Regions from separate parts of the Homo sapiens genome. Here regions 1, 2 and 4 are each linked to region 3. The links are chromatin loops, found by intact Hi-C in ENCODE. Cell type or tissue: heart right ventricle. All regions are shown on one strand. Each heading gives the region's core, and the rest is flanking DNA. Links, peaks and the distances in the headings are about the cores only.

Region 1 (5,000 bases), core at 1-5,000, 93 kb after region 3:
CATCTCCATATAAATGTCTAATTTTGCAACACTTTAGGTGCCACAATGACTGTGTGAATGAGTCAGAATATGCATTACCAAATAGTGAAAGAGTGTAGTTTTCCTAACCAATATCTATTTTTGAAAAAAAAATTTTAAAAGCACATTGCTTCTTATAATTTTTCCATAAATATCTAACTACTCTCAAAGCTACCATTTAGACTACAAATGCATCCTTCAGTTTGTTAAAGAAAATTTCCATCACTTGCAACTATAAATTTGGAAAACGCAATAACCTTTAATGGCATACAGGATATGATTTTGCTTTCTCATATTTAAAAAAAAGCTGCTTATTCCTGAAGTAATTTTTCAGAACATATATAATTTGTTTTATAATTTTAAAGCTGATCCCCAATGTTTGATAATTCTCTATCTCTTCTTTCTCTGTGTTACAATCCCAAAATCTTTTAGTTCTCTTTGAAAATACATATGCATTAAAGTTTGAGGCCAGACAGCCAGCATATACTGGTAGTCTCTGTTAAGGCTAATTGAGTTATCATAAACATGCAAATCCCTTTGTATAGAGAAGCCTGGCTTTTCTTTGCCATCTAAGATGAAACTATAATCTATAAAGATAAGCAAAATCTATGTTCTTGATTTGCTTTGCATGTAAATTCTTTCACATAGATAAGCTCTTGACATGTATTCCTCTTCTGAAAGATCAAAGATCATTCTTCAAAAGCCAGGTTTCTCTCCTATCTTCCATCTCTTCTCAGATTTCTACTGTATCTTTTCCCCATGGCTAATGTTCTCTGAAGAGAACCAAATTAATGAACACTGACATTCTTCATACCTATTTTAATGGCATCCTGTGGTGACAATGCAATAACAGGACTATTGTGGCATCGAGCAACATGGTCTCCAAGTTTACTTCCTGACAGTGACTCAATCACTGAGCATGTGTTTGAAATATTATGCATTCATGCATGCACATGCACATCCATGAGCATACACACACATCTATCCATGCACACACACACACACACACACACACACACACACACACACACCCCAATCATACCTACCACCATGCTGGTCAGTACCCACAGCCAAGGAAAAGTAAAGGCCTAAAAACTAATCTAGAAGATGTAAACGTGGTAACAGTTAATTCAAATAAATCATTAAATATAAAAATTTAAAGAAATACACAGCTGCTGATTATCTCAATTCTTAAACTTTGTTCTTACAGGTTCATCACAATTAAAGCCTCTTCCAAGGTGAACTCTGCTCAGGGCAGCCGCAGCATTTGATTTTTTTTGGACAGAAGCTTTTGGTAAGTAAAAAGCAACCAATAAACTGAGGAAAAACATATGATTTAATAAAAGGAGCACACGTAAAAATATATGGATGCACAAAGCAATTGATGTATATTATTTACTCTTTTTTTACAATATTTATAGAATAGTACAATTTTTATATAATGCATACATCATCTGATTATGAATAATACATGTGTAATATATGGTTTATTACTATTAAAATTATTACCATATAATGGTAATTGAATTTGTGCCAGGCATAATGCTAAGCAATTAATAAACATGCTCATTTGATCCTGCCCCACTCTATAAAGACCTATAATATTACTTTCTTAAGGATGAAAATAACTTCAGCAAGATTAGGAAATTTGCCTAATTTCAGAGGAAAACACATAAACGTAAAGCCATAAGACAGTTACCTGTTCTTGTTCAGCCCTGTATCCCAACACTTAATGTAAAGATGGAGAAACAAAGTTAAAAGACCTAAGAAAGTCAGGCAAGTAGATGAGAGAGAAAAAAGTCAGAGAATCCAAGGTAGGAAAACAACCCAGAGTATAAAACTCACGGAAAAAAATGGCCTCACCAAGTTAAGTATGGTCACACTCATTTGTTCATTCATCAGGCATGTACTGAGTGTTGACTATGTTCTGGTCACTGAACTACGTGCAGACACATGGCTGGGGTGCAAGTTCTGAAGACATGATCCTGACCACTCCAAAAACTACAGTTCCGTCAGGAAGACTAAGCATCTCAGCAGCTGTGATTGCTGGCATATGCCCCAGCATACAAGAGGACAAGCTGGAGGGACAATCAGATCAGTCTTCTGTGTTAAGAAAAACTCCCATGAAGAGGTAGACATGAGCTGAGTTTTGAAAGAGAGTAGGAGGTATAGAAGAAGGCTGTGTTCCAAAGTCCAACGCTTCAAAGAGGTAAAGCAGTAGAAAGGTCAAAGCCAATCACACATGCTACTGATGACGTTTTGAGGTGGAATCTTCAGAGAGTGTTGTGGAAAGAAGCCAGATCATGGCACATTATATACAGAATGTCGTGTGAGAAAACTTGGCTTGAAAAGGACAGAACAAAATGAAGAGAAAAGTTAGTCTCAAAATTTGGAGGGGGGTGGGCGTATTTAAATTCATCTTTAAATTTAAAAATCCATCTTTAATTTTAAGATAGGAGAAATGAGCATATTAAAATGCTGAAGAGTCAGGAGAGAAGAGGAGGTTGGTGATTCCGGAGAAAGACTCCTGGTGAACATGCCCTTAGATGTAAGAGGATGAAGGTAACAGCTATTGAGACTAGCAAATATAGACTTGATTAAAAAGTCAGATTGGGTTTAAAAGAAGTTTCCAGAAAATGGTGGTGGTGGTGTGTATGTGATAAAAGACAAATTCCAAAGGTGTGTGTAACAGCGATCATTCAGTGATGACTTACGGAGACAGGGCTGTAGATGGAAAAGATGACTGGACGTGAGTTTGGAAGTCTTGTTTGTTTATTTTCTAACTGTTACCTTGAACAAGTCATTTAACCTCAACCTCAGTATCCCTGACTCTTAAACAGGGATGACAGTTCACTTAACTTTTTCTATGACATATCTGAAAGCACAGAAATTGGTTCATGGAAAATGCTCACTAAATCTTAGTTTGGTCTTATCTAAATCTAAAATAATATACTGTCTGGTTTTTTGGGTTTTTTTTTAAAGGTTTATAAGCAAAATGAAGGGAAAGCTACAGCTTCCCATTAGGTGAACCCAACCAGAAGACTGAGAGAACGAGAGAAAGGCAGTCTGATTATGCAACTGTAGAAGGTTAGCCTCTTGAGACACAGAGCAGGATGGAGAGTGATCCGGAGGCCTGGATGGAGAAAAACTAAGTAGGAAACACGATGGTGAGCATTAGAAGAGGAAATGACTGTAATCTTCAAGAGTGTGGTCAGGGAAGGCTTTCTGATATGACATTTGAGTGAAGAGAGAGATGAAGGACCCAACTATGGAGAACCTGAGTCAAGTGTTCCTAACAGAAAGGATAACAAATGTGAAGACCCTGAGGTGGGAGCTTGCATGGTGCATTTGCAGAACACTAAGAAAGAGTGTGGCTGGTGTAGAGTGGGAGAGAAAGCAAATGATATCACAGAGGTACCAGGGAAGCCACATACCATTTTAAGGTCTTTGGCTTTAACTAAATAAGGTGTAAGGTCAATGAAGTGTTCTGAGAAGAGGAGGAATAACATCTGAATTATGTTTTAAAGATCACTGCTCCATTAAAAAACAGACTAAGGTCAAGGGCTAAAGCAGGCAGTCCAGTTAGCAGACTATTACCAGAGTGCTACAAAGTCCTAGCAACAGAGGTTAGGAAAAGTGGTTGAATTCTTAAAAGTCAGAACCTTGTGGGAAACGGTTATAATAAGAGCTCCTAATGAATAACACCATCCTTCACCCATGATTTTGTGGAGTTTCTTAGCACCCTGATACTGGACTATGCCACATGACACGCTTTGACCAATGGAGTATCTGCAAGCATGATGTAAGCAGAGACTTAAAAAGTGCTTACTCATTTGATCTTGCTCTTTTGTGCGGCTGGGTGATTTTCTACCATGATGTGAAGAACCCTGAGCTATCCTCTGGAGGCCTAAACCACATGGAACAGAAGTGAGCCAATTCAGTTGATGGCTCCCTAAACCAACCAGGCCCTCCTGTCCACCCGCCATCAGACTGTATCCTCATGAGTGACCACCATTGACATCAACAAGAGAACCAACTGGCTGAGCTCAGTCCAAGCAGGTAAACTACATACAGATTTGTGTGCCAATAAAATGGTTATTGTTTTAAATCACTAAGTTTGGGGAATGTTTGCTATGCAGCGATAGATAATAAATATAAGCTAACAACATTTAGGAAGACTTTAAATGTACAATATAAGAGAAAATGGAGATATGAATAATTCCCTAGAGGTTAAGTCTGAGAAATGAAAAAACTAAAGGTGTCTTCAAATGAGATGGGAAGGCTGAGGAAGAAAGTAAATCAAATGTAAAACCCAGAGGATTTATAAACATCCTCAGTGCAAGCAAAGCTACATATACTTCTGTTTAGGTATAAGCAGTAAAGCAATGGTGACTCCTCAGACACACACAGCAGCTCCAATCAGGGAAGTGTGAGAGTCCAGGCCCTTGCTGGTTAGAGCTTTCTCCATCTCTCTTCTGTTTGACCTTGCATTTCAATTTTTGCCATGACCAAGAAATTGAAAGTAACAAAAATTACAATAAATAATCATTTATGTAAGTTTTCATATATCCATTATTCTCCAAATAATACTTTTTGCACAGTAACTTTTCTGCCCATCATTTATCCTAAATGATTACATGAATTAATGGCCTACCGTTAAGTACTTATTGAAACACCTTGAATGCCTGCTTCAAGATTTAGATCTTGAAACTAGCTGTGGTCTTTATATGCAAAATCTCTAATGACTTCTAGAATGCATGGAGTTTATCTTCCTTACATTCCCAGCAATATGATGATTTGCTGTCTGTTATATAAAATGTTTAAATATTTATAGCTAATATGAATTCATCAGGTACAGTTAAGTAGAGCAAATTTAGTTCTATGAAACTACACAATTTCACAGAAACAAAATTTCAAAGACTCTATCAAGAAGCTATAAAAACTGCATATTAGAAAATAGAAACAAAAATGAAAAAACGTGT
Region 2 (6,504 bases), core at 620-5,619, 310 kb after region 3:
AAAAAAAGCAATTTAGCAAACAAAAAAAGCCCACCAACTAAACAACAGGACAAAACAAGAAAGGACCATGTGAGAGGTAGAAAGGGTAATTTTGCTAAGCCTGAAGGTTTGGGAAAAGAATAGATGAGTGAATAACATGAAGTAAATAGAAGTTGGACATGAAAACCATTATTTAGATGAGTACACAAATGAAACCTTCCCTTAACCGATTCTCGCAAGCCTGTGTTTAGGAAGGGAATTTTTATATTATAATTTCTACATGCTGAGTATAGTATAGAAACTAAATTTCTTCTCATTTGTTTTTCGAGATTAGTTTCTAAATTTTGTTCACTTGTGCATTTTGGAAACATTTGGGTTAGTTTTCGCAGGACAAGTCTTAACCCTTTCATAAATGAACACATGAGAATAGAAGGGTACTTTTTTGCCTGTCTCCCCAGGAAAAGTAACTACAAGCAAGACACAAAGTCTTACGAGAAGGGACAAGGCAAGCCCCTCAAGCAAATGATTCACATTCCACTCTTATGCTTCCCCTAAATCCTGGAGTGTTCTTCATCTTCAACTTCCCAGGTTCAGACTGGCAGTTTGGATTCCTTTGGTGTCTCTTTGAATCACTGGAGGATTTAGTCTTGAACATATGAGCTGTGGGAATATGCAGTGTAGATAGCAAATTTACATACGTATATATTTAATATATATTAAATTATTAAAATAATTTAAACATATTTATATGTTTAAATACATATAATATGCATGCGTATGTATATATATGTTTTTAAATTGTATTATTCTGATCATGTAATTCTAGTCCCAATTTACTAAAAAATACTGGTTTGATTTTCTTCTTTATTTTTTACTTTTTCTTTTCTTTCTCTGCCTCTATCTCCCCACTTTATTTTTCAGGAAAGGATGGAAAAGTAGGGGTGGAGGGCGAAGAGGTTGGAGAGGAGAAGGAGGCAGGGCCTGCAAACAAAATACATGAATTTAACACTTAATTATAGTTAAAGTAAGCACTATTTTGGGTCATAGGAAAACATGCTCAACGCTTCAATATAAATATTTGTAAGGGCATTGCCTACCATTTTTTATAATTATAATAAAAATTATCTTATGGTACAGCAAAAAAATTACATAAGACTGATTACTGTCCTTGAGATATCTTTTAAAAAATCAAGTATGTAGGCAGATCTAGGAATTTAAAAAAATACAGTATGCTGCTGTATTGACATCTTAACATGCAGACAATCAGATGTAATATACAAGTTTGCCTTAATTTCTGGAACATGTACATTCTTGAAAACTTCATTATTCACTGAACAAACACTTATTTGACACTTCGCATTATTTTAAGGGCCTTACAAATATTTAGTTATTTAATTTTTCTAACAATTTCATGAGTTAGGTATTATTACGCTGTATTTTAAGACAGGGAAACTGAGAAACAAAGAGGTTAAGGAACTTACCCAAGGTCACACAGCCAAGTACGGGACTCGAACCCTGGCAATCTGGCTCCATGGCTGTGCCCTTAACCACTGTGCTATGCCACATCTCACAAATCACATTTTTATTAGTCAAAATTTTTATTTCTATTTTCTTATTAGGAGAAATCCCATGGTAAATTGGAAACACAAAAGACCATTTTGTTAAGTGGATTTTTACCCATCAAATTCATCTTACATGAAAACTACTTTTTCATGATGGTTTCTCTTAAAACAAGATCTAAGTATAATTTCAAATATTATCTTTGTAATAGATACAAAATGCAAGCATACAGAATTTTCCCTTTGACATAACAAATAATTTTGATAATCACATACAGCAGACTCCTGTCTGCCATAAAGATGCAAAGCCTTATATCTGAACTTTGTGTTTAAAAATTCTAAAATTTCTTTGGCATTTCTATGCTTCATTTGAATCATGCAATATGTGATATTAAGAAGTGCTGGCTCTCAGTTTGGCCCTTTCTTTAAGAAAGGTAACCTTATCCACAGTTCTCATTTTTTTCCCTTCCCCTCTGGGTTATTTTCCTGTGGAGTAAGGGAATCATCAAGGAAGACTGCCACGTGGTAACAGAGAGCAATTTCAAACACACCCACCAGTGATGATCAGGCCACCAATGATGAGGTGACTTTCCATTTATGACTCGATAAGGACAAGTAGTATCCTTGTGTACGGATAGTGCATGTTGTAACATAGAAACTGAGAGCTCGGTTTTGAATCCAAGGCAATTTTGACTGGCTGCTAGTGCAAAAATATGAATAGTTACACTTGCAGCCAGATGACAGAGAGATGATACACATCTAGTCATATCTATATATGAAAAACCTTGTTTGGGGAATTTATAAAAAAATCACCAGAATTTCCCTACAGTTTCTAGGTGTTTTCTTTCCTATGAAACACACACAGATGCTTTTCTGTTGCTCTTGGACAAAAAGCATATGCAATGAGAACGTGTATGCTTTTCTTTCACTGCACATGCTATTTTAATGATTGGAAGTTTAGTAGAATTGCTAGGATTTGTTTGGTGCTGGATATCTTTAGGTATAAAAAGGAGAGGCGTCAGACACAGAGCTGGAGAGACTGATCTTATTCATCAAGACCCAAATTTTTTTAAAAAAAGTATTACTTTCCCTCTATGCTGTCTCCCCCACCTCAAAGAAACAACATCCTAAAACCACAAACCCTTATCTCCACTCCCATAGGACTGTGGGAGTTAGATGACTCAGGTCTTCAAAAAGAAAACACAACATCTTAGAGAACAAGCTGTTTCTTTTAGTTGGAACAACAAGACAATAGCAAACAATAATACATAATAATAGCCAAGGTAATGCCATGAGCATATGACCTCACTCCCATTGTGATTTTCCTTAAGGACTTTTCTGGGAAGGTCCCAAGAGCAGATTTTTCTAAACAGCTGTGCAATATTCTCCAGAAAGGCCCAGGTCTTTTACTTCTCCTCTTTTCATGAGTGCACTGTGATTGGAAGGAGACCAACTGAGTGAGGGTGTCATCTTCAACAATCACCAGGCTTTCACTACAGATTTCAAAAGAATGTAGCCCAACCACAGTAAGCCCTGATACAGGAGTCCTGAGAAAGATCCATTGGATTTTTGAATTATAGCTTCAGTTCTATAAAAAGTAGCAACTGTACCCACTGACAAAGCAGGCCAGTTCTCCAGTAATTTTAGCCCATGGTGTGTTACTTCTCATGTTGGCAGTTACCCGCTAGTGACCTGCTTGCTCTGGTTTTAGTAGTAGCTTTGAGCTGAGCTGGTTGATGTTGATTGAGGTATGAGAGAGGACAATTTTCAACTGCTGAAATGATGCAATGATGGCCAAGAATCAGCAAATTCCTTTCCTTCTTGAGGAGATTGGCTATTGGTTCATTTATGGCTGAGAAATTGGAGATGATCATTTCTGATGAGTCCTGGGAACACTAGTGACATCTGGGCCGCTTGGATAGTCTAGGACTTCTCCCTCCAGGACTGCTAATACCACAATGGGCAAGGTAAGGAGGCCGACATTCCTGCAATGGCCCATAGCCAGACTTTTACAGTTGGTCTCAATCTGATCAAATATAGGGTTCCTATGAGTCCTCACCCAAGAAACAAATACAGATACCATTTAGGTCAATAATAACCCTTCTGTTTGGGAAATTAAGCATCACCTTCGTTAGCTATGGGGCCCCATTTCACAAAGCATGACTGTGTGAACTGGTCTGGGTGTTGCAGGTTGATTTTCCCAGGAAGCAGACATTGAGATGGAGGTTGGCATGCAGGAATTTATTAGGCACTGTTTTGGGATCAACACCTAGGGGAGGAAAGGTAAGGAGGAGTAGGGAAGGATTTGGAAGGAGTAGTTGGGTTGTGATGCTGTCTCAGTGTAGGCTTCAGCCAATCTTATGGAGTCTGGAGGATGGGAAGACCCTTCAGAGTTTCCCATATTGGGATGAGGGGCCAGACATCAAACCCCTACTTCGGCCTATTGATTTGGGGGCAGAGGCCATTAAAAAAAATACTCAGATCTGTGTTTGCTGCCGGAACTGGGGCTGTGTATAACGTGGAAAATTAGATGGAAGTCAAAGGTGAACTTGATAAGCTCAGAGAATTTACTGGCATTTTCAAAATACATTGGAGGGTCAGAAGCAGGAAGGTGATGAAGTGATGCAGGTACACAATATAGAGCCTTAACCTGTACAGAGAATGGTTGGTGTTTACTATGCATAGGTGTTATCATGGGCAATATTCTAGGCATCATAATTAAATTATTATTTGTAATATGATTAAATTTTTAAATTCTTACAACAACTTAATGACATATATATAACTGTTCCCATCTTTTTACAGTTGGGGAAACTGATGCAGGGTTTGTAGACAGTAAAGACAAGGTGCTACCTTGGAAATCTGGACACATGGCCCAGGCTCTTGACCACTGTCTTATATTGGCTCTCCTGATGCACTTGCCCTTGCCTTTCATGCATGCCCTTCAGGGTTACATGTGACTGGACTCCATTAGGGTGGAAGAGGGTTAACAGAACTTGCAAACAATGATGTGCAGAAATGGAACAACTAGAGTGGGACTATGTCAGGGTGAGGAGGCCTGGTACTGGGAGAAACAGGATCTCATGATCCTAGAGAGGATGAAATCCAGGGTACAGGTGAAGGAATTAAATATAACAGGAAGGGACAGGATACTTACGGAGTAGGAATAAGAATAGGTCTTGTCATCTCTTAAGGACAGATAATGTTTGGCTGTGTCCCCAACCAAATCTCATTTTGAATTGTAGCTCTCCTGATTCCCATGTGTTGTGGGAGGGGCACAGAGGGAGATAATTGAATCATGGGAGCAGTTCCCCCATGCTGTTTTCATGGTAGTGAATAAGTCTCATGAGATCTGGTGGTTTTATAAGGGATTTCCGCTTTTGCTGGGCCCTCATTCTCTCTTACCTGCTGCCATGTAAGACGTGCATTTCACCTTCTGCCGTGATTGTGAGGCCTCCCCAGCCACGTGGAACTGTGAGTCCATTAAACCTCTTTTTCTTTATAAATTACCCAGTCTCAAGTATGTCTTTATCAGCAGCATGAAAATAGACTAATACAAGGACACACTGATGTAAATTTCTTTCATTTATGTGTCAATCACTTCCATCCATAATGTTGTTCTTGGTCTACTCTGGAGTCAGGCTTCTTAGGTTTGGCTGTTTCTAGCACAACTTTCTGAGATTCCACTTCTTCATCTATAAAATAGGATGGGGATTGAATAAAAGAATTCATCTGAAGTGCCTAGTACTGTGCCCAGTGCACCTAAGGCCCTGAATAAATAATGCCTATTTCCTCTCTTTAGTCATCCTCTGCTCTCCCCCATTCTATCTTTCTGTATATAATAGATGTCCGGTAGATATGTGATGATTGGCTAGGTCAAGTCTAGTCCTGTATTAATGTCTACATTCCTGTAGGCTCCATTAGGAAACTGAGCAAATTAACATATTCACAAGTGTCCCTTCATCTCCTTCCATCGAGGAGCAGCTGGTAACTAACTGCATTAGAGGCAAAGTCAAGCCTGGTGTTGACAGACACAGATTCTGCACGAGCTTTAGCAGCCGTGTCAGCACTAGACACCCAAGATGACAATTAGGAAAAAGAACAAACAACTTCAGGGAAAAAGTGTTCTTAAAAGTAGTGAGCGGCAGAGTAAACAAGCAAACAGATATAAAGGAATCAATCACTCAATCACCACTGATAGCCTGCACTGTCTGGGGGATATTATCTGTTGGATGCAGCTGTGGAAAGGTGATCTCAAGACTAGCTTTGGATTCCCAGGCCTGTCTTAGGCCCCTTCTCTAGTCCTAAGAAAAATCATTTCACCTCCTTTTTGCTTTCAGTTTCATTAATAACAGCTCACCATTATTGAGCATGTACTATATGGCAGGCATTGTTTGATTTTAATTGTAACTGTAAAAAGGAGGTACTATTGTTTAGTTCAAAGGCACATGTGGGGAAAGTGAGTCACAGAGATGTTGAACAATGCTGGCATTCAAAGCAGGACAGTTTGGTTCCACAGTTCATGTGCATAAACACCAAGCTTTATTGTCTCTTATGTGCTCAAAGGACAAGTGAAACTTCACAAAATGAGTGAAGCAAATTTGTTATTGAGTGTTTGGAACTATGCTTGGAGTCCTTGCATTTAAAGGCTGAACAATGTTAACAACTGTTAAGTGGGAAGGGTAGACTAACTTCTTCAAGTGCTTGTAACTACAAGCATGGTCCTGATGCATTTCAGTCTATTAGATGAAGTGACCTAATCTATCCTTAATACTGTATTGAAAATTACGATCGGGGATTCGTACATTGCTCATCTCGAGCTGGTGAGTGCCCAGAACAGTTTTCTTTATTCTCACAAGACTAGAATTTAATGGAACCAGCCCTCCAACTACCATGAAAGCTTCAAGACGAGGTACAACATCAGTGCACACCTGCATGTCATCAGTGAAGTCATTAAGTGAGCAGA
Region 3 (5,000 bases), core at 1-5,000:
CCCGCTTTTGGAAATAATGGGATTCCTTGATCACGGGACAACGAATCACCCTGAAGTTTTTCTCCAGTTTACTCAGTCACATAAGCCACCAGAGGCTAACCACACTGACAACAAAAGCAAGTCCCAGGATTCCGGGGGCTAATACCATGCTAGGCATTACTTGGGAAGTTATGAGTTGGTATACATCTGTGAATTTGGTGGGAGGAGAAAACTAACAGTAAATTTATCAAAGCCAGTGGAACGTTCAGCGTTATAAAATTACAAGGATCTGCTTCTCGGCGACTAACCTGCTTTTTCACTTCTGCCATCACTTCCTCATTTACACATATTAGAAGCTGGTCAAAGATTTCATTAGATGTGGTTTTGACAATAACAGCAAAGTGCCTAAAGCCACAGATTTTTAAATGAGCCCCAAATTCAGATTTGGGGGAAAAAAGAACCAATCACAGCAGAAAGCGCTTTAAAAGAAAAAAAAAAAAAAAAGAAACATTATCTTGAGCAGTTATTCTGCACTTAGTTGTACTGTGTGAAAAGAAAATAAAAAAAGCTCTATAAAATGTCAGAATTAACCTATCGTTTCAGATTGCTTACAGGTGAAATTCTACCATCTGGATGGGCAGTTTGCCCACACAAAAAAAGAAATAAACTAAAAGGAAAAAAAAAAAGTAAAACCTTCTTTTGCCTGCTATTTTACCACAATAGATTTTACAGGAGAGAGGACAGAGCCACCATAATCTTTAGACATGGACACACACACATTTACACACATGCCTGTGTACACACACACAGGTTCATGTACAAACTGTGACAAAATAAAAGTTGGAAGAAGCAAGAGATTGAAATAAAATTCTGTTTCTTGGAACCCCAAGAGTTTAACAAGGAATGAAACCCAGTCATTCTTAATCACATACAAGGGAAAAAAGATTTATTTTAAAATTTTCGTGAAATAACTGATGATTCTTTCTGTTTTACTGAAATACTCTAAAAAATAAGGCCCCGCATATCAAAGTTTCTCTCTTCCCTTAACAAGGCGTATTATAATCTTTATTTATGCTGGGCTAGCAACTTTGGGAATTACAATTTAACTTTAAATAAACAGGAAACTGCATCTTAGGAACTCCCAGAAGTCATTTTATTCATCTGAGAGTGAAAATGCTTATAAACGTTATAATTTATAAAGAAGTACACTTCTATTTTCCCTTTTTCTTAATCATTATACAAACCTTTTATTAAAACATCTGCCTCAGCAAAAAGACCAGTTTTAATAATCATCATTTTTTAACCTAAAGATCAAATAGAAAATGAAGTCAGACTCTGTTTAAGTTTTTCTTTCTAACCTTGAGGGCCAGATAGAACTTTCAGTTTAACTTCAGGCTTGTCTGTCAAACATGGTACCAGGTTGGCATCAAGTGTACATTTGCCAACCTAAAGTTCCACATTTTGAAAGCAACACACAGAGGCTTTCATAAATTAACAGCTCTCTGTGTTAAATATTTGTCGATATCTCTGCTCTGGGGTTTCTGGGTTTCCATTTTGATTGCAGAGTGTCTCCTAAAATTACATTTGAAGAACAACACTAAACCAGAAGTGTTGAGTGAGAGAATTATGGGCACATTCTCAAACTCTTACACTAAACCACAAAGGGAATAGATTAAAAAGAAAAAGCACAAAAAAAAAAAAACCACTATCATCCAAAAAAAAAAAAAAAAAAAAAAACCCACCCTGAATAGAGAAATCGAATACTTGCTTTTCTTTCGACCTTATGGGTAGCACGCCGAGGGAGGCACCAGAAGATCTAAGCCCAAATACGTGATGAAGAGTCGCCAAAAAGCATGTGGATGAATAAACTGTTGTGGCGTGAATCTGCCAGCCAGAGGACAGAACACAACATGCTGGGGCTTGGCTGTCCTAACATGTTTTACTATGTACATTTAAATAGTCTTGAAAGGGAAAAGGAAAGAAGGGAAAAGGTGGAGGGTTTGGGGGGTTTTTTTTAATATTAAAAAAAAAGTTTGCCAGAAATTCTCATACTTGGGTCACAAATAAAAGTACTTTCCTATTATTAAAAAAAAGAGAATCTAGTTCTTAGGCTAACACTCATCACATGTTTCCTATGATGGAAATTTAGGGGGGTGGTTTAAAGAGTTAAAGACTCCCTACCATTAATTTGCATCTGGTGCTTTTAGTGTGTGTGTGTGTTTTTTTCTTCCCTGAAAAGTTGGCAGAGCCGCCGATTTTCCATAATGCAAGCATTTGGGAATTGTGAGCGGAATGAAACCGATCCAATCTCCTGACTGCGACATGAATTTTCATTAATTACAACCTTGTCAGCAAAAGCATTATCAAAGCTGAATATGAAAATGCTAATGAGTCCTCATTTGCATATTTTTCTTTGTTGGAATGTCATTAATTATTACATTTTATGATGATGAATGCAGCTGTCGAAGCTCTCCGATGCATAATTAGCCATCAGAATGCCAGGAGCCGATCAGCATTTTTGGGTGAAAAAAAACAAATTTCACTTCCACTCTCCCCCAACCCAACACCACCAAACACACACACACACACGCACATGCTCACACACACACGCACACACAGACTCGGAGCCCTGATGATGACAGTCCTGAGGCCGGACTTTGGGGGAAGTTGAAAAGGGCTAGGTTAAAGCAAATTTATTTTTGCCTTAAAATTATTTTGTTTTTAGGCGATAATGGTCTTATACAATAGAAGCAGTTCTTAATAAAAAAAAATCGTTATTCCAGCTTAATTAATGCCACGCTTAATTATAACACCATGATGTCAGCGGTTTTAATTAAGTATTGGCTCCGTTACAAAAAAAAATCCTCACTGCAGTAAGAGTCACAATACACAGAGTTGTGCAAATCATTTCTGCGATATTTTGGTCTTCCGTGGTTCACGAACTATTCAGATATTAACAGGCAGCATTAAAACTCCACGCACACACGCGTGCGCAGGAGAGGCACACGCGCGCGCGCACACACACACACACACACACACACACAATCAAGCAAAGGGGAAAAACCGTACTTTCCTACTACATTACTTGGACAGACTTTAGAGCTTACCTACTTGACCACTTTTTTGAGCTAAAGTGTAAGTGAAGATGACAAAACATAGCTCATCCTCTCTCAGCCTCTGGGAACGGTGTTTATAAGTAAAAAAAGAAAAACAACACAGAGCAGATGGGACCATTACACATGACCAAACCAATCAATCACAGATGAAGGGCCCAGGTGCAGCGCAGCCGTGCAACAACGCACCATTTCACAGTCTGTCAGACACACACACACGGTCGTCCATGAGTGACCCTCCTCAGCTCCCCCCGGACCTCATCTGGGGCGCTGCGCCCCTCTCGCCTGCCTACACTCCAACTGACGTCTTCATAATCGCCCTGTCTTTCTATCTGCTTTGGCTCCTGTAAAGAGAGGAGGATGGAAGGGGTGGTGACTGGGCGGAAGGGGGGATGGGAGGGGAGATGAGGACAGGGGCTCACATCATTGTCACTTATGAGGAGTCCGGTCTTCCTCCTTCTGCCATCCCCATGGCCCCTCCCTCTCCAACCACCATCAGAATCGCTTTTCTAACCATCATTACGCTCATTAATTTTTAAGGGTGACTGCTTGGCTGCGGCACCCCAACTGTCTGCCATTAGAAATAGAAATTTTGTGTGTGAGTTTCTTGCCTGTGAGGAAAAAAGATGTGTGTCACTCGACAAAGTCATGATTAGATGGAAATGTTAGAAATTAATTAATTGGAAGTGGGTAGGAAGACTTTTCTTAGCCCCCTCCAGATTAGTTAACATGAGACTCTAGTTACCCACAAGCTTCCAAGGAATCAGCTCTGTCTCAAGATTTTGTGTCTTAAAGAAATTCCACAGCCTTTGGCATCCTATATCACAAACTCATCCAGGAATCACTGAACCCAAATGAAATTGTACATTTGTAAGGGTCACAAGCTTACACTGGCAACATAACTGAAACACCAACTTAAACACAAAGTTAGGGACAGGCTCCCTGCTTTAAACTCAGAATTCCTAACTCACAGCCTAACTTTCTATGGCTTGCAGCTTTCCTTTCTTTAAAACAAAACAAACAAAAAGCACAAAAATATCAAACAACAACTAAGGGGGGAGCAGAGAAAGACAGTAACCAATAGAATCAAAAGGATAATACACAGCACTGAGGCCCACCTACCCCATTTGAAAAAAAACTTCATCACACCACATCAGAAAAAAGCAGATTGGTTTTATTGATCCAATGAATTATTTAATCATGTCTTCTTCCTTAAGTCTAGGTAATTTATAACAGTTTTTGAGATCTTTTGATACAGTACAAATATTATAAAGAATCAACTATATTTACTCAAAATATTGAAAATGGATACTTTCCCCAGCTTTAGGAGATGCCTGCTCATCCGAAGAGTGATTGAATGTTCTCGACAATTTATAATTTATTTTGCCTATTTAGAGATGAGAAGGAGTTTAGGAAAGCACTCAAACCCTCCAAAGAACAACTATATGACTGCAAAATAGCTTAAAGGATTTATGTCCCAAAATGCTCATGACATTTTAGGCATTACTGAAAATTTACACTAAGAACAAGAAAAAGTTTAATCAAAATAGACCACACAATCCAGCCACTTTAAGGATTAAGTCAAGTTGTCATTTATGTGAAGCTTCATGTAATGGTGGAAAAAATGAAATAGAGTACAGGCTAAGTTGGGTGAGAAAGTGTCCTACCTAAAATCTGCATGCCATTCCATTTACAGGCAAAGGCAATTTTACACAACACTAGGCAGATTGGATTCGTTGAAATGAAAGCTTTGTCTCTTAGCATGGGCCCTATCATCAATTCAAACATATTTTCAGAATGGTTTGATGATGCACTTGTTTTTGGCTTTTTTTTTTTCTTTTGAGGATTCAGTATGCTTCCCCCAGCTCTTCACCAATGAATTTGTCCTTTGGAAACTTTTAAGTATTG
Region 4 (5,000 bases), core at 1-5,000, 86 kb after region 3:
TTCTACAAAATGAACCCAAATGTCCAAAGGAAAACCATCAGCTAGGATAATACACACACATTAAAATGTCCACATGCAACACACACACACACACATATACATACCCCACACACAAAAATATTTCCACAAGCAAGCATGCATTCATTTATTTAAACATAATCACAGTACTCACTCTAAGAGAGGGATAGGTTTTAAGATCTCCAGCAGATGCCTGAAACCTCAGATAGCACAAAATTCTATATACGCTATGATTTTTCCTATGCATATATACCTATGATAAAGTTAGTTCATAAATCAGGCACAGTGAGAGACTGACAACAATAACTAAGAGTAACATAGAACAATTATAATATACTGCAACCTCAGCATATGATCTTTCTTTTTTTTTTCTTTTTTTTTTTTTGAGATGGAGGCTTGCTCTGTCACTGAGGCTGGAGTGCAGTGGCACAATCTTGGCTCACTGCAACCTCCGCCTCTCAGACTCAAGCAATTCTCCTGCCTCAGCCTCCCAAGTAGCTGGGATTACAGGCGTCCACCACCACGTCTGGCTAATTTTTGTATTTTTAGTAGAGATGGGGTTTCACCATGTTGGCCAGGCTGGTCTCGATCTCTTGACCTCAGGTGATCCGCCCGCCTTGGCCTCCCAAAGTGCTGGGATTACAGGCATGAGCCACCAGGCCTGGCCTTTTCTTAAGTGGGGAACTTTGCCCTTGTAACTTATAGGATGCACTTCATGGCTTTCTTTTGGCATATCTGAATTGCCAGATTCACTACTTTTGTGCTTTGGGGCCATAGTTAAGTCAAAAAAGGGTGACTAGAACCTGAGCACTGCCATAGTAACAGTCAATCTGAAAACCTAGAGGTGACTTATAGGCAGGGAGTGTCTGGAGTGTGAATCTGCTGGACAAAGTAAGGATTCATGTCCCGGATGAGATGGCAAAGGACAGTGCAGATTTCATCAAATGGCGAGCAATTTAGAACTTAGGAGTTATTTCTGGAATTTTCCATTTAATATTTTTGGACCACAGCTGATGGACAGTAACTAAAACTAGAGAAAATGAAACTACAGATAAGGGGGGCGGGGGGACTACTGTATTCTAATTATCTTTTTTGCCTACCTAGGGGTTCCATATTTTGATGCAGTTTAGTTGGATATCAGGCAACTACACATGGGTAGACAAAGAAATGAACACCTTTGCACCTGAACAGCAACAGCTAAGGGGACACACACAGAGGGAACCACTGAATTCTAACCTTGGCTGAAACTTAATTGGGTGTGGATTGGGGAGAAGATTTCTGGGTGTATTGTGTGTGCTGGGAGTAATCTATCAAGTATTGATTGGGTTCAAGTGTTGGTGCTGAGGAGTTACCCTCAGCTTCTCCATTCCCCTAAAAATTCTCTAGGCTGAAATAGCCTTTCTAGGCATTCACTCAAGTAAGGTGGAGAAACTGACCCATGTAACCGGGAAATGACTACAACCAGGAGGAGACACTGAGGCTAATGTGTTGCCTATAAAGTCTCATCCTCAAGTTGATGCTATCCAAGAACAAATAACAGAACCAGTGCGGGACAGGGAGGCTTCCTGACCAGAGGACCAGCAGCAGTGGAAAAAGGCAGCCGGGGAAATGTACCCCCAACACACACAATATACCCCAAAACTTTCTCCCACCCCCCACCAACAAAATGCCTCTGGCAAATAACACCTTATTATTTGATATGTGCAACTGCAAACTCATTTAAAGTAAAACTAGAAGCACCTTTAGAAAACTTTGCTGCTTTAAATTGATCTATAACCTACTCCAGGTCTACCCGCCCTTTCTTTTAACCAGGCTGCCATTCCTAAATTTTCCTCCGTTATAGCAATTCTACCACCACCACTTCTGAAAATGGGTTTTGAATGTTAATATTTTGTTGGATTTTCAAATGTAATGATTATTTCTAACAAGAACTGAGAAACTGCTCCATTATATTTCTCCTCTCTAAATTTGATCATGCTAATAGCTTAAAAATACTCACTGAGCAGTTACTATGGGCTGAACACTGTTCTCAATGTTAGATGCATTCACTCATTTAATTCCCATAGCCCAATGAAGCAGGGACTTGTATTATCCTCATTTTACAGAGAAATTAAATAACTGTGTTGCCCCAGGTTACAGGTAGTAAGTGGTCGAGCTGAGATTTAGAGCCAGAATCCATGCTTTCCAGCCCACCCTTCCCAGCTCACACTTGCTCTTTAATTATAAAATACCAGAAATCGGCACAGTAAACATTGTTGCTGTGCACCTCCTTTTATTCCTAGGAACACTTAATAACAAACTGCAAATAACAAAACCGCAATACACGCTAAATGCTACAAGGTTTCATTTCACCATCCCTGCAAGAAATTTGCTTACTTTTAGAAATTATGTGCTGACTTTAAAAAATCCAAACAAAATGTAAATCGTATTTTTATTAACTGTTAAACAGATTATCTGAAACATTAGAGTAAATCTCCTCTCAAAAATCATAGCAAGACTCCTGTATGTTATTAAATCTCTTTACATTTTAAACAGGAAAAATACTCCATTTCTGAGTCTAAGTTCCTAGCCCTTCAATAATCCACACTAAAAATCAGATTAATTGGAATTTAAATATATCTGTGTGTGTCTTATTTCTGTAAGTCCTTAAGGAACATTATTGTCCACTGTTATCCCCAAGTCTTGCGGACTTCGTAAAGGAGTACTAGACACAGGGCAGGTTTTTAAACCATTATATAAAAAAAAACTTTGATATAATCTAAGTTATTCTCTTCTCTGGTAAAACTGTAGCTACCTAAAAGCAAGTAGGTACAGCAACATAAAACACTCACACAGACAGACACACACACACACACACACAAACACTCAAACACCACCACCACATACTCAGTTAAGATGCTGGTAGTATCGCTACTTGTTTTTTCAGCTTTAATTCACTGTGTTGAAAACTACTCAGAAAATATTTGATGTCTCTCTTGACAGTACAGCATGTAGAGGCAGCCCCCAGAATTATAAACCAAATTGCGTTTAAAAAAGAATGGACTGTTGAAAGAATGATCCCCACTAAAAATACAGTTTAAAGGCAACTAAGGTCATCAAGAGTAAAATGGCTAGTGGCTTAATGTGACATCCAAAATGATTCCCCCAAATCTCATCCCCTTTATACTAAAACAATAGAGGGTTGCCTCTAATAAGTTAATATCATTCCTCAAAATCTTTATTGAGAAGCACCTTTAGACCCTCAAATCTGCCTCCCAGAGGAATTCCATCAATCCAGACATTACTGAAGTTCTGAGCCAAAAATAAAGGGAAAGGGGCGGGGGGAAATCACAGGAAGTTAAACTGTTAGGACTGCAGCCAGGGAAATTCCTTTGATAATCAAGCCCTACCTTCACCCTGAAGCGTAGCTTTCAAGAGTTGAAATAATAACTTTCTTTGGAATTCTTCATCCATGAAAATGCCTGGGAAAATGATCTAAAGCAATAATCCTAAGAAATAACCAAGAGAAATGAAAGCAAAACCAAAGATTTTTAACACTGGTCTTCCATTTTCTGACACTGCTTTTCATGTTTGTCTCCTTCAAGTTTCTACTAAACCAAGGCCAAGTCTCCCCCTGATGTTCTATGCAGCACCACTTACTGAGTAAGACTGACAGTAACCACATTTTCTGACTCAAGGTTAAAGGTGCACATTCATAAAGTAAAACTCCAGATATAGCGCTCAGTCTGCCCCTTAGACTGACTGAGTCACAGCAGAGGATCCAGAATGGTTTCCATTCCTCTATTTCTCCGTCTAAAGAGTCATGACATTTTCAGGCATTTTGGTAGAGATAGCAAAAAAAAGTTAGAGCTTAAAAAAGCAGAAATGTTTATAATATTCCACATTACTTTCTCATTTATATGTGTCCAACCTGACAGAAATTTGAAACCAAAATCCTGAACCATGCATTTCAACCTAGAAGCCTTTGTAAAAACCCCAGTCAAATATGTCCAGCAATTCAAACTTCTAAGGATACAGAAGTCGATAGATCAAACATTTTAATCAAGAGTAAGCTTTTAAAATACAAGTTACATAAATATTTACCTCTGCTGTCCTCTTCCATATGAATAGGAAGTAATAAATTCCCCCAATATATCTGGTGATTAAAATTCTAAAATACTACTTCGTAAACTTTTAAAGTTTGTGAACTGAGACCTCCACTTTAAAAGGCCTTTCTTTTAAGGGGCCTTCCTTGTTACTCTCCTGTGCTCCATGGAAACAGAACATGAGTTAATGATGACCGTAGATTTTAATTTATTTGTATATATCAGTCAGTAGAAGGGGAAATGATACTGGCTGTGTGTTTATGAGCTACATTAGAAATTTGAACAATAGCAGACCTTTTCTGAAACAAAAATAAAATATGAATCAACAAGATCTCTGCCAAACAGAGGTCTCAGGACAGCCTTGTTCAGTCTTCTGGGAATCCCACTGCAATAAGCACAATAAAAGCAGGACGTGCCTCATTTCCTTCAACCGTTCAACATGCCTCTCTTGGAGATGTTTGTAAATTTCCTTCCTTTACGCATCAAGCTGGCAAACTGTCGTCATTTCTTTGGGGTAATAATATCCTGTTGATGTCTGAGTAGGTCTGTTTTGATTGTTTCTTCCACATAACACATATACTTTTAATATCATTTTCAACACACAATACACGGAATTATTTTTCAACATACTCGAACACAGTTCAGCAAAGTATAACCGGAAGCAATGAAGGGCAGAATATGTTAATAAAATCCTAGTTTTATTTTTGGATTTGCAACTTAGATGTAGGTAATAGAGTAATTCCAAAAGTTTAAAAAAAAAAAAAAAAAAAGCATTCTCTGCTGTTTAGGAAGCTGAAAATACTTACCTCTACTATTTTAATAAGGTATATGTTTTCATTCAGTTCCTATACTGGAGTATGGGGAATTTCACATAGCAAAAGTACCAAATCAGCATTA

The links. A loop is a pair of places that touch in the nucleus more often than their neighbours do. Peaks named below come from ENCODE experiments on the same cell type or tissue, not always from the same donor. Only the 100,000 strongest peaks of a DNase experiment are listed, where the experiment ranks them.
Region 1: it touches region 3 in a loop (3-fold over the local background); 24 of 110 quality-filtered maps call a loop at or near these places.
Region 2: it touches region 3 in a loop (3-fold over the local background); 2 of 110 quality-filtered maps call a loop at or near these places.
Region 4: it touches region 3 in a loop (5-fold over the local background); 22 of 110 quality-filtered maps call a loop at or near these places.

What each region holds. Positions count from the first base shown.
Region 1 is chr18:55,513,398-55,518,397 of GRCh38, forward strand. The region is part of intron 3 of TCF4 (transcription factor 4); the gene reads right to left. Among named protein-coding and RNA genes, the nearest start is that of MIR4529, 37 kb to the left of the region's middle. In heart right ventricle, for the core only: no CTCF peak of the experiment used is centred there; a DNase peak (open chromatin) is centred at 2,034; H3K27ac peaks cover 3,748 bases.
Region 2 is chr18:55,729,636-55,736,139 of GRCh38, forward strand. All of the region lies in intron 2 of LOC105372130 (a long non-coding RNA gene), which reads left to right. Among named protein-coding and RNA genes, the nearest start is that of LINC01415, 49 kb to the right of the region's middle. In heart right ventricle, for the core only: no CTCF peak of the experiment used is centred there; no DNase peak of the experiment used is centred there; H3K27ac peaks cover 1,932 bases.
Region 3 is chr18:55,420,433-55,425,432 of GRCh38, forward strand. The region is part of intron 5 of TCF4 (transcription factor 4); the gene reads right to left. Among named protein-coding and RNA genes, the nearest start is that of TCF4-AS1, 30 kb to the right of the region's middle. RefSeq lists an enhancer at 1,962-3,416. In heart right ventricle, for the core only: no CTCF peak of the experiment used is centred there; DNase peaks (open chromatin) are centred at 1,827, 2,229, 2,567 and 3,373; H3K4me3 peaks cover 3,719 bases; H3K27ac peaks cover 4,084 bases.
Region 4 is chr18:55,506,478-55,511,477 of GRCh38, forward strand. The region is part of intron 3 of TCF4 (transcription factor 4); the gene reads right to left. Among named protein-coding and RNA genes, the nearest start is that of MIR4529, 30 kb to the left of the region's middle. RefSeq lists enhancers at 3,071-3,589, 3,552-3,601. In heart right ventricle, for the core only: no CTCF peak of the experiment used is centred there; no DNase peak of the experiment used is centred there; H3K4me3 peaks cover 2,827 bases; H3K27ac peaks cover 4,547 bases.